2 separate regions of the Homo sapiens genome follow, and region 1 is linked to region 2. A link is a loop called in an ENCODE intact Hi-C map of the cell type or tissue named here. Cell type or tissue: ovary. All regions are shown on one strand. Links, peaks and the distances in the headings refer to the core of each region. The heading gives the core; the rest is flanking DNA. Region 1 has its middle 15 kb from the start of CBFA2T2. Region 2 has its middle 9.5 kb from the start of C20orf144.

Region 1 (5,374 bases), core at 300-5,299, 180 kb after region 2:
AGAGAACAAAAGAACACCTTCGCACCAAGGTCATTGCAAGTACAAACTATGGAGGGTTAGGAACTATTTGCAGTTTCAGCCACCCACTGGGGGTTTTGGAATCTATGCCCAGAGGATACAGTGGGGGTGGGGTGGGGCAGATTACTGTGCCTCGATGGGCCTTGTTGGGGGTGAGGGGAAGAAAGGCTGCAGAGAAGAGAGCCCTATTCTGAAAAGGGAGAAAAACTCTGGAGAATTAGAGGGTTTGAATCAGCACTATCCCAGAGAACATTCTGCAGTGATCTGTGCAGCTCAGTATGATAGCCACCGCACATGGCTGTCGAGCACTTCAAATTTGGCTGGTGCAACTGAGGAACTAAAGTACCAATTTTATTTAATTTTAATTAATTGAAATTTAAATAGCCTAGTGGCCACCCAATGGACAGCACATGTTTCCTTTCCTTTTATTTTATTTTATTTATTTCGCTCTGTTGCCCAAGCAGGAGTGTAGTGGCTTGATTTCGGCTCACCACAATCTCCGCCTCCCGGGTTCAAGCGATTCTTCTGCCTCAGCCTCCCTATTAGCTGGGACTACAGGCTCGCGCTACCATGCCCGGCTAATTTTTCTTTGTTTGTTTGATTTTCTTTTTTTTTTTTTGAGACGGAGTTTCACTCTTGCTGCCCAGGTTGGAGTGCAATGGCACGATCTCAGCTCACTGCAACCTCTGCCTCCCAGGTTCAAGCGATTCTCCTGCCTCAACCTCCCAAGTAGCTGGAATTACAGGCGCCCGCCACCACGTCCGGCTAATTTTTTGTGTTTTTAGTAGAGACGGGGTTTCACCATGTTAGCCAGGCTGGTCTCGAACTCCTGACCTCGTGATCCACCTGCCTCAGCCTCCCAAAGTGCTGGGATTATAGGTGTGAGCCACTGTGACCGGCCAAATTTTTGTATTTTTAGTAGAGACGGGATTTCACTATGTTGGCCAGGCTGATCTCGAACTCCTTACCCCGTGATCCGCCCACTTCGGCCTCCCAAAGTGCTAGGATTACAAGCATGAGCCACTGCGCCAGGCCAGCACAGGTTTTAACAGTTAACTCTGGAGGATGTTTAGATAATAACAGCTCTTGTTTGTTGAACACCCACTTTATTCCAGGCACATCACACACATCTTACTCCTCGCAACCACTGTATAGGAAAGTGTTGCCTCCGTTTTACAGATAAGGAACAGTGGTGAAGCCACTGAGCAAAGTCCCAGAATGAGGAAGTGCTGAAGGCTGAAAGGGAACACCCAAAATCACATTTTATAACCCCACTCAAATAAATAAGCCCCAAGGACCAGGCTGGCTTTGTGGCAGTCTAGCTCTACACAAATGAATGGGGTGTGCAAATTGCTAAAAGATGCAAATCAGCCTCCGATTTGGGGGACAAAAGCTCAGACCCTCTGGTCACACCCTGAGTCTTTCTGGGCTGTGGGCGGATGGGGGCAGAGGCTGAGTGACAGGGAGGGACCTGGGAGGAGGGGGTATTGGGGTGGGGGTGGGGCTGGCCAGCTGGTGTCGGAGACCCAGGACATCAGCTGGCTGGCGGGCTGGCAGGCTCAGACAATGGGCGGGGGGCCTGGTTGGAACCCTCCTCCCTCTGTGCCTGGCCCTCTCTGCACCCTGGCCAGCTGCCATGACCACCTCTGGTCTGAGCCAGGGATCGTGGGGAGGAGGAGAGCATTGAGGGGGTTGAGGGGAGAGTGAAGGATGCTGGGGTGGACCGTCTGGAATGACCTAGGGTGGGAACGGGTTTGCAGAACAGGGGAGGTTAGGAAGGTCTCCTTGGTGCCAGACATTGCACAAGAGGATTTGCATGCGTCCTTCCGTTTGCTCCTCTCAAAGTCCCCCTGGTAATAGTAATAATAATTATTACCAACAATAGCAATCCGGTAGCTCATGCTGAGCCCACCTGGCTGGAGCTCAAGGTGTTATCTCAGTTAATCCTCACGACCGCCTTGGGAGTCAAGGACTTTTATTAGACCCTTTACCAAACCAGGCGCTCCAGGCTCAGAGCAGTTAAGGGACTTGTCTAACATCTCAGGGGTGGGAAAAAAAGGGTCTCTCTTCCACCTGAGGCTCTCACCCTTACTTTAAACTGAACACTTAATCTCTGGGATTGGGAGACTTTTCCCCAACCGATAAAGATATGTGAAATTCAAACTTTAGTGTAATTAGGAGAGTTTTGTTGAAACACAGCCACCCGTGTCGTGTCGTTATGTATTGTCTGTTTGCTCAAATTGTGCATGGCTGATTGCTGTGACAGCATCAGGAGCCACAGGTCTCAGCGCCAGTATGGTATATGGTTTAGTCTGTTTCTCTCTCTTTTTTTTTTTTTTTTGAGATACGGTCTCGCCCTGTCACCCAGGCTGGAGTGCAGCGGCACGATCTCAGCTCACCACAACCTCCGCCTCCCAGCTTCAAGTGATTCTCCACTTCAGCCTCTCGAGTAGCTGGGATTACAGGTGCACATCACCATGCTTGGCCCCATTTTTTAATTTTTGATACAGATGGGGTTTCACTATGTTGGCCAGGCTGGTCTTGAGCTCCTGACCTCAGGTGATCTGCCCGTGTCAGCCTCCCAAAGTGCTGGGATTACAGGCTTGAACCACCGCACACGGTCTGCCTATCCCTTCTCTAGTTGGCCTCTTACCCAGGAGCTGGCTCTGGAGGGGCAGCTGGAATCCAAACTCTCAGTTCCCCGAAGGTCCTCCTCCCTCTGGCATCCCCTGATCCTTGGCAGCTCTTATGCCCAGCAGGTCTTTTTGCATCCTGCTTGCAAGAATGTGATGTGGTATTCATGCATTCATTCTACACGTATGCACTGTGTGCCAGGCACTGGTCTAGGTAGGAGTTACAAACTAGATATGGTCCTTGTCTGCAGACATCAATCAGTCATCCAGCACATCTCTAAATACAAACAGTAAAAGGGCACGTGTGGTGCCTCACGCTTGTAGTTCCTGCAGTTTGAGAGGCTGAGGTGGGAGAATTGCTTGAGCCCAAGAGTTTGAGACCAGCCTGGGCAACATGGTGGCACCCTGTCTCTACAAAAGGTAAGAAAAATAGCTGGGCATGGTGGTGAATGCCTGTGGTCCCAGCTACTCAAGAGACTGAAGTGGGAGGATCACTTGGGCCTGGGAGGTGGAGGCTGTGGTGAAATGAGATTGCACCACTTCACTCCAGCCTGGGTGACAGAGAGAAATCTTGCCTCAAATAAATACATAATTAAATGCAAACAGTACAGAGTCCTGTGAACAGAGTGTGGGGAGCTTGAAGAGCATTTGACAGGGAAGCAAAGTTAACCTGGCTGTCAGGGAGAGCTTCCTGGAGCAGGTGATGGTAACATTCGAGATCTGAAAAATGAGTAGGTTCCAGGTGCTAGGACATCCCTTTCTGGACTCATCCGTCTGCATCATTTCAATTCCTTTCCCTGTCCTAGGAGTGTAGATCTCATCTCAGGTGAGACCTATTTTTTAGGGAGACGGGCACAGTGACTCCCCTCTCCACCCATGAATTGAAACATTGAGTGGGGGTGGAGCATGCTAGAGAAGGCAGGTAGACAACTTAACAGTCACTACTGTTTTTTGTTTGTTTGTTTGTTTGTTTGTTTGAGACTGAGTCTTGCTCTGTTGACCAGGATGAAGTGCAGTGGTGCAATCTCAGCTCACCTCAACCTCTGACTCCCAGGTTCAAGCAATTCTCATGCCTCAGCCTCCCACATAGCTAGAATTACAGGTGCCTGCCACCACACCTGGCTAATTTTTGTATTTTTAGTAGAGATTGGGGTTTTGCCATGTTGGCCAGGCTGGTCTTGAACTCTTGACCTCAGGTGATCCACCTGCCTCGGCCTCCCAAAGTGCTGGGAGTAGAGGTGTGAGCCACAGTGCCAGGCCCGGTTTATATAATTATTTTTAAAATAGTGACTGCATGCCTGTAGTCCCAGCTACTCAGGAGGATGAGGTGGGAGGATCACCTGAGCCCAGGAGATGGAGGCTGCAGTGAGCTATGGTTGTGCCACTGCACTCTAGCCTGGGTGACAGGGTGAGACCCTGTCTCAAAAAAAAAAAAGAAAAATTTAAAAATCTCTGTCTTGTTAGAGCTTCTTACATTCTAGCCGAGGAGGAGTAAGTAATGTATGTGACATATTGTTAAGTGGTGATAAACAGCATGGAAAAAAACAAAGCAGGTGGCAGACAGACAATTTGCAATAAGGAGGTCAGGGAAGGCCTCCCTGGGAAAACGACAGTTTGAGCAGAGATCTGAGCAATTTATGTGGGTATCTGGGGACGCCTGCATTGCTGGAACATCAAGATGCCATGAAATTCAAATCAATAGCACTCTCAAGTCATGAAATTCTGAGTAATAGGATTCTATGGCCATGAAATGCTAATCAATATTTCTGTGGTGCCATAAAATTCTAATCAATAGAATTCTCTGGTTGTGAAATTCTAACTAATAGAACTCAGAAGCCTTGAAATTCTAATCTATCAGGAAACTTCTAGATGAAGGAAAGCTTCTGGGGTGCAAAAGTCTCAGTGATCAGTGGGGCGCGGTGGTGCACGCCTGCAGTCCCAGCTACTACGGAGGCTGAGACAGGATGATCACTAGGAGTTTGAGGCTGCAATGAGCTATAACTGTGCCTATGAGTAGCTGCTGCACTCCAGCCTGGGCGACAGAATGAGACCCAGTCTCTTTTTCGTTTGTTTTTGAGAAGGAGTTTTGCTCTGTTGCCCAGGCTAGAGGGCAGTAGCACAATCTCAGCTTACTGCAACCTCTGCCTCCTGGGTTCAAGCAGTTCTCCTGTCTCAGCCTCCTGGGTAGATGGGACTATAGGCACATGTCACCATGCCTGGCTAATTTTTGTATTTTTAGTAGAGACAGGATTTCACCATATTGGTCAAGCTGGTCACGAACTCCTGACCTCAGGTGATCCACCCACCTCGGCCTCCCAAAGTGCCGGGATTACAGGCATGAGCCACCGCGCCTGCCCGAGACCCAGTCTCTTAAAAAAAAAAATTAGTGAGCTGGGCATGGTGGCTCATGCCTATAATGACTCTGAAATGGAGACTAAGTCTTGCTCTGTTGACCAGGATGAAGTGCAGTGGTGCAATTTCGGCTCACTGCAACCTCTGACTCCCAGGTTCAAGCAATTCTCATGCTTCAGCCTCCCACGTAGCTAGAATTACAGGCGCCTGCCACCATACCTGGCTAATTTTTGTATTTTTAGTAGAGATTGGGGTTTTGCCATGTTGGCCAGGCTGGTCTCGAACTCTTGACCTCAGGTGATCCACCCGCCTCGGCCTCCCAAAGTGCTGGGATTAGAGGTGTGAGCCGGGCATATTGGCTCACGCCTGTA
Region 2 (5,315 bases), core at 1-5,000:
AGTGATCTGCACACCTTGGCCTCCCAAAGTGCCGGGATTACAGGCATGAGCCACTGTGCCCAGCCCACTGCCATCTTTAGACATGCCCAAGCCCTCAGGCTGACTTATCTGTGGTGGGCGTCTCCTTAGTTTTTGTGCCCTGGGCACCCTGCCTGCCTCGCCCTGCAGTGCAGTTCTGAAGGTGGACACCTCTTTATTACAATTTTTAATAAGAAAGGCTGTGTCCTCCCTCCTGAAAGCTGGAGCTGCAGAGGAGGGCACGCAGGCAGGGATGTCCAGCAGGGTCAGGGGGCCTCTTAGGACAGTGTTTGGTTTGAGCTGTGGAAGTAGAGCAGAGGTCTCCGGGCAGGTGCGAGGGCAGAAGGGATCCTTGGAGTGTGAGGGCTGGGGCGAGCTGAGGAGGCCGGGTGCATGGGAGTGGAATGTTGTCTTGCAGGTGACAGGGAGACAGGAGGGTCCCAGACAGGGAGTGGGTGGGGGTGGAGCTGAGCGCAGACATGGCTGGAGCTGCAGCCACAGAACAGACGTCTGAGCTGGGCTGGGGCTGTGGGGACCTGGAGGAAGCCCTCAAGCCTCTGCCTTGTCTGTCGATCTCACGAGCCCACCTCATCTGTAGCCTGCCATCCCCACCATTGTGCCTCGCCCCAGCCCCCAAGTCAGGGCCACCGTCCTCTCTGGCGTGGAAGACTGCAGCAACTTCTTTACCTGGCTCCCACCCCGTCCATTCCCTGTAAAGACACAGCCAGAGGCGGCTTTCGAAATGTTGCCATTTTGAAAAACGCACCTCTGGCCAAGACCCTTCAATGGCACCCACTGCCTTCAGCATCAAGGTCATAATTTCATGTCCTGGCAGCCAAGGCTGGGCCATTTACAACCCCAGTCACCCTGTCTGTGGCTTTTGTCCCAAGCCACCCGTCCGCCACAGAAACGCTTCCACTGTAAGGAGCAGGTGAGTGCCATTGTGCTGGGGCGCCTTTCCCAATCCTGCGCTGGGCACCTGCTTTGTGGCAGGTGCTGGGGATGATCAAATGTTCTGGGCTGGTGACAGCACTCGGTCAAGGGCAGGCAGAGCCCTGAAGTCAGGAGAGCTCCGGGCTCATTGGCCAGCTGCCGCCCCCACCCTTCCACCCACTCCCTGCACCTGTCCTCTCCCCTTCCTCACACCTGCACCTGTGACTCACCTGTAAATATTCAAACCTGTCCCAGGGATTGGCTCAGTGCCAGGCCAGGCTGGAGATAGCAACAGTCTAGATGGTGGCCAATGCCCTACAGCTCTCCTAACAAGTCCCCTTAACACAGTCTCTTATGAGCCGAAAGGGACTGAGAATTAGGTGGTCTTCAAAAAATTATTCTCGAAACATACTACTTCAGCAGGACACCAGGCTCCACATAGAGTGCTGGACACAAAGATCAATCCTCAAAGAAACCACAGATTGGTGGGGAGAGAAACAGGTTATAGCAGCAACCAGTTTACAGGGGTGCCTTGGGTGCCAGGCCCTGTGCTAGGGGCTATACCCATGTTGTTGATTGCATTTTACCCTCGCAACACCCCAGAGGTATAGGCATCGTTAGCATCCCCAGCTTACGGAGGAAAAAGCTCAGTGAATAAGTGCCTTGCTCCGAGTCACGCAGGAGGGATCCACTCCCTGGCACCAACAGCTGCTAGCCATCAGGAGTAAACAGCGCTGGGAGAGGACACCCTCCGGTAGCAGAAACCCGCCCCAGCTGGAGGAGGTAGAGGCAGCTACACCAAAAGAAGGAACAATGCCAGGCCTCGGGGCCTGCAAAATGGCAGACGGGGCAGCAAGGACGAGCCCAGTGCGAGGGCCTGGGTGAGCCAGCCCTCAGAAGGTGGGGAGACTGATCCCCGATCACTTCTGGAACTCTAGGAGGAACCTAGCAAATATTAACTCATGGGGTGGAAAGGCAGCCTGAGAAAATGCTGATGCGAAGGGGAAGGAAAAGCTGCTGGTGTGTACTCTGGAAAGGAATCTGGCTTAGGGATGGTGGCAACCCAGGGGGAAAGTCCAGCTCTGTCCACAAGAGGGCTCCTGGCAGCAGGCAATGAAGCCCACCTGAGGAGTGGAGTGGGGACTGTCGCTGGTTCCCCCAAGCCTCTTGGAAGGAAGGCTAAGAAGGAGACATGCCTAATCGTGACCCTGACCCTGAAATACCAGCAGTCAGAAACAAGCAGAGACGGGCAAGAGACATGTTTGCTTCCCAAGATCCTATCCCCACCTCAGGACAGTGCCCTTTCTGCTGAGAAACACATTAGCAGGCTCTTGGATGCTGCTCTTGGTAACACATGAAAAGGCTTTCCCTTCCTAACCTTCCAGAGGAACAGATCTTTCACAGTTCCCAATTATTTGTCTCTTTTTTTTCTTTTTTTTTTTGAGATGAGGTCTTGCTCTGTTACCCAGGCTGGAGTGCTGGAGTGCAGTGGCATGATCTCGGCCCACTGCAACTTCTGCCTCCTGGGTTCAAGCGATTCTCCTGCCTCACTTTCCTGAGTAGCTGGGACTACAGGCTCCTGCCACCACACCGGGCTAATTATTTGTATTTTTAGTAGAGGTGGGGTTTCACCATGTTAGCCAGGATGGTCTCGATCTCCTGACCTCGTGATCCACCTGCCTCAGCCTCCCAAAGTGCTGGGATTACAGGCATGAGCCACTGCGCCCGGCCTCTTTGCTCTCTTTCTGACAAAGGTAACGCACCACTAATTTTTTCTTTTTCAGGTTGATGTAATCTATTGGTGAATAACACATTATTTCAATGATTGTCATTTCCAGAATTCTATTTTCAAATCTGCCTAGTCATTTTCAGACTCTTTTTGCTCATTGTTTTTCAGTGCCATCTTCAGAGGTTTCATATTTTGTATTCTGTATCTGGTGTGCTTTTTTTTTTTTTTTTTTTTTTTTTTTTTTGAGATGGAGTCTCTCTGTCGCCCAGGCTGGAGTGCAGTGGCGTGATCTCGGCTCACTGCAACCTCTGCTTCCCAGATTCAAGCGATTCTCCTGCCTCAGCCTCCTGAGTAGCTGGGATTACAGGCGCCTGCCACCACATTCGGCTAATTTTTGTATTTTTAGTGGAGACGGTTTCACCATGTTGCTCAGGCTGGTCTCAAACTCCGGACTTCATGATCTGCCCTCCTCGGCCTCCCAAAGTGCTGGGATTACAGGCGCGAACTGCTGTGCCCTGCCTGTATCTGGTGATTGTAATATCTGAAGTCCCAGGGGTTAAATCAATTATTGTTCCTGTTGACTTTGCTAACAATGGCTCATTTTCTTGAAGGTTCAGTAGTGTTTCCGGACAGCTTATAATTGGTTGACACACAATATTGACCCTGAAGGTCCTTAATTATCTTAATTTCTCAGCACCAGGATTCCCTGACCTTCCTTCAGTATATACCTGACATGTACAGCTAAGTTTTTAATTTTTGAGACGGGCGTCTCACTATGTTGCCCAGGTTGGTCTCAAACTCCTGGAATCAAGTGATCTCAGCCTCCGAAAGTGCTGGGATTACAGGTGTGAGCCGCCACGCCCGGCCCAGTTTTTCTTTCTTTTTCTCAAGCAGGGACAGAGCTGTTTCCAATTCAGTTTCCATTGCAGATGGGCAGATTTTCCCTGCCGCCTTTTCACGGTGCCAAAGGTGCTGAGCTACCTGCCATTGTGGAAAGGCCCCGGTTTTGTTTCCGTACTTTGTATATGCTCAAAACCAAGCCTCACATTGCGCCTAGAGGCAATCTCCCTCCAACTCTTGAGTTCTTGGAAATGTCCTATCTGTGACCTCAGCAATACAGTTAAAAGTACATTCATTATAATTTATCTGGCATCTGGGTGTTTTGTGGTCACGAAAAGATTTTCAGCCTGCCATTTCTATGGCACATTCCGTTTCCACCAACATAGTGCTCTTGTGGAGGGCTGACAGTCCCATGACTGAGATCTTGTCATTGTTCTAGGTGGGCAGATTGCAGTGCAGCCCAGAAAGGTTTGCAGTTGGCACCACCTGCACCAAAGATCATACAGCCAACCCCTACGCCATAGGCTAGCCCTTCTCCTCGTCTCCAGATCTAGTAACCAGTCCCTCTCCCCTTGCATTCTAGGGGATTGTGAAGCTAGTGGTCCCAACGAGCCTCTTGGGCAAGGCTGTTCAGGAGAGGCGGGTCTCAGGGAGAGAGCACAGATGGGTATCTGAGTGACAGAAGTGAGGCCTCAGCTCACCAGCTGGTAAACCGGACTGGCAGCCTGAAATTCCACACACAGGTGTGCCTGCACCAGCCTTAGGGCCACGGAAAGTACCACCCAGGGGCTGCTGGAGGCAACACAAGCTGTTGGGCTTTTAGGGAGAGTAGTTTGTACAGATTTCAAGGATCCAAGAAATGTTCAGTATCAAAAACCCCCACTTTGGAAAATTATCCTAGGGAAATAAATAATGCGAAGAAAGAGTATGCATAGAAGATGTATGCCACACTGGAAAACGCGAAAGCGATCCAATTGCCCAACAGAAGGTGAAGGGTTAAAAAAAATTATGGCCTCAATTAAATGATGCAACCATTTAGCAAATAAATTAAATTGGAAGGCAACAGTAAAATTACCTGTGATTTAACATCAGTGTCATAAGGACATAAGTGAATATTTGACAAGTCCAGGTATGTTTGTTAACATTTGTGTTAAAATTTTACAAGAAAATACATGTTACTAGAAAATATATCCACAAGTCCACCACCCTGTTCAGGCAGGACAGATGGTCAGATTCTCTGTGGTTCATTTTTCCTTATTACAAGATAATTTGGCCGGGTGCAGTGGCTCATGCTTGTAGTCCCAGGACTTTGGCGGGGGCGAGGCAGGCAGATCGCTTGAGCCCGGGAGTTTGAGGCCAGCCTGGGCAACATGGTGAAACCCTGTCTCTATAGAAAATACAAAAAATCAGCCAGGCGTGGTAGCCCATGCCTGTAGTTCCAGTTACTTAGGAGGCTGAGGTGGGAGGATTGCCTGAGTCTGGGAGGTGGAGGCTGCACTGAGCTGTGATCGTGCCACTGCATTCCAGCCTGGGCAACAGAGACCCTGCCCCCTCCCCACAAAACAAAACGAAACACCACTTAAAAGAAATAACGGGGAGTGTCTGGAAGCTGTTGTTGGCCCTTGACCGCAGGCCCACTGGTGGGCTCCAGCAGCCAGCCTGGTTGGGCCTGGTCCCCACAGGGCACTGACCAGTTGGTGCAGCTGGCTTTCCAGAGAGGCCAGTTCCAGGCACATGGGGTGCAGACACCCCCTGCTTCATGCCCTTGGATGCTCTTCAGGCCACGACTAGAACC

Evidence for each region. Peaks named below come from ENCODE experiments on the same cell type or tissue, not always from the same donor. Only the 100,000 strongest peaks of a DNase experiment are listed, where the experiment ranks them.
Region 1: a loop joins it to region 2, with 2.0 times the contacts of the local background. A loop is called at or near these places in 38 of 110 quality-filtered maps.

The regions. Positions count from the first base shown.
Region 1 is chr20:33,472,112-33,477,485 of GRCh38, reverse strand. No RefSeq gene overlaps it. Among named protein-coding and RNA genes, the nearest start is that of CBFA2T2, 15 kb to the left of the region's middle. RefSeq lists an enhancer at 1-395. In ovary, for the core only: no CTCF peak of the experiment used is centred there; no DNase peak of the experiment used is centred there.
Region 2 is chr20:33,650,144-33,655,458 of GRCh38, reverse strand. No RefSeq gene overlaps it. Among named protein-coding and RNA genes, the nearest start is that of C20orf144, 9.5 kb to the left of the region's middle. RefSeq lists an enhancer at 1,735-2,323. In ovary, for the core only: a CTCF peak has its summit at 2,023 (motif pointing right); a DNase peak (open chromatin) is centred at 2,018; H3K4me3 peaks cover 243 bases; H3K27ac peaks cover 1,105 bases.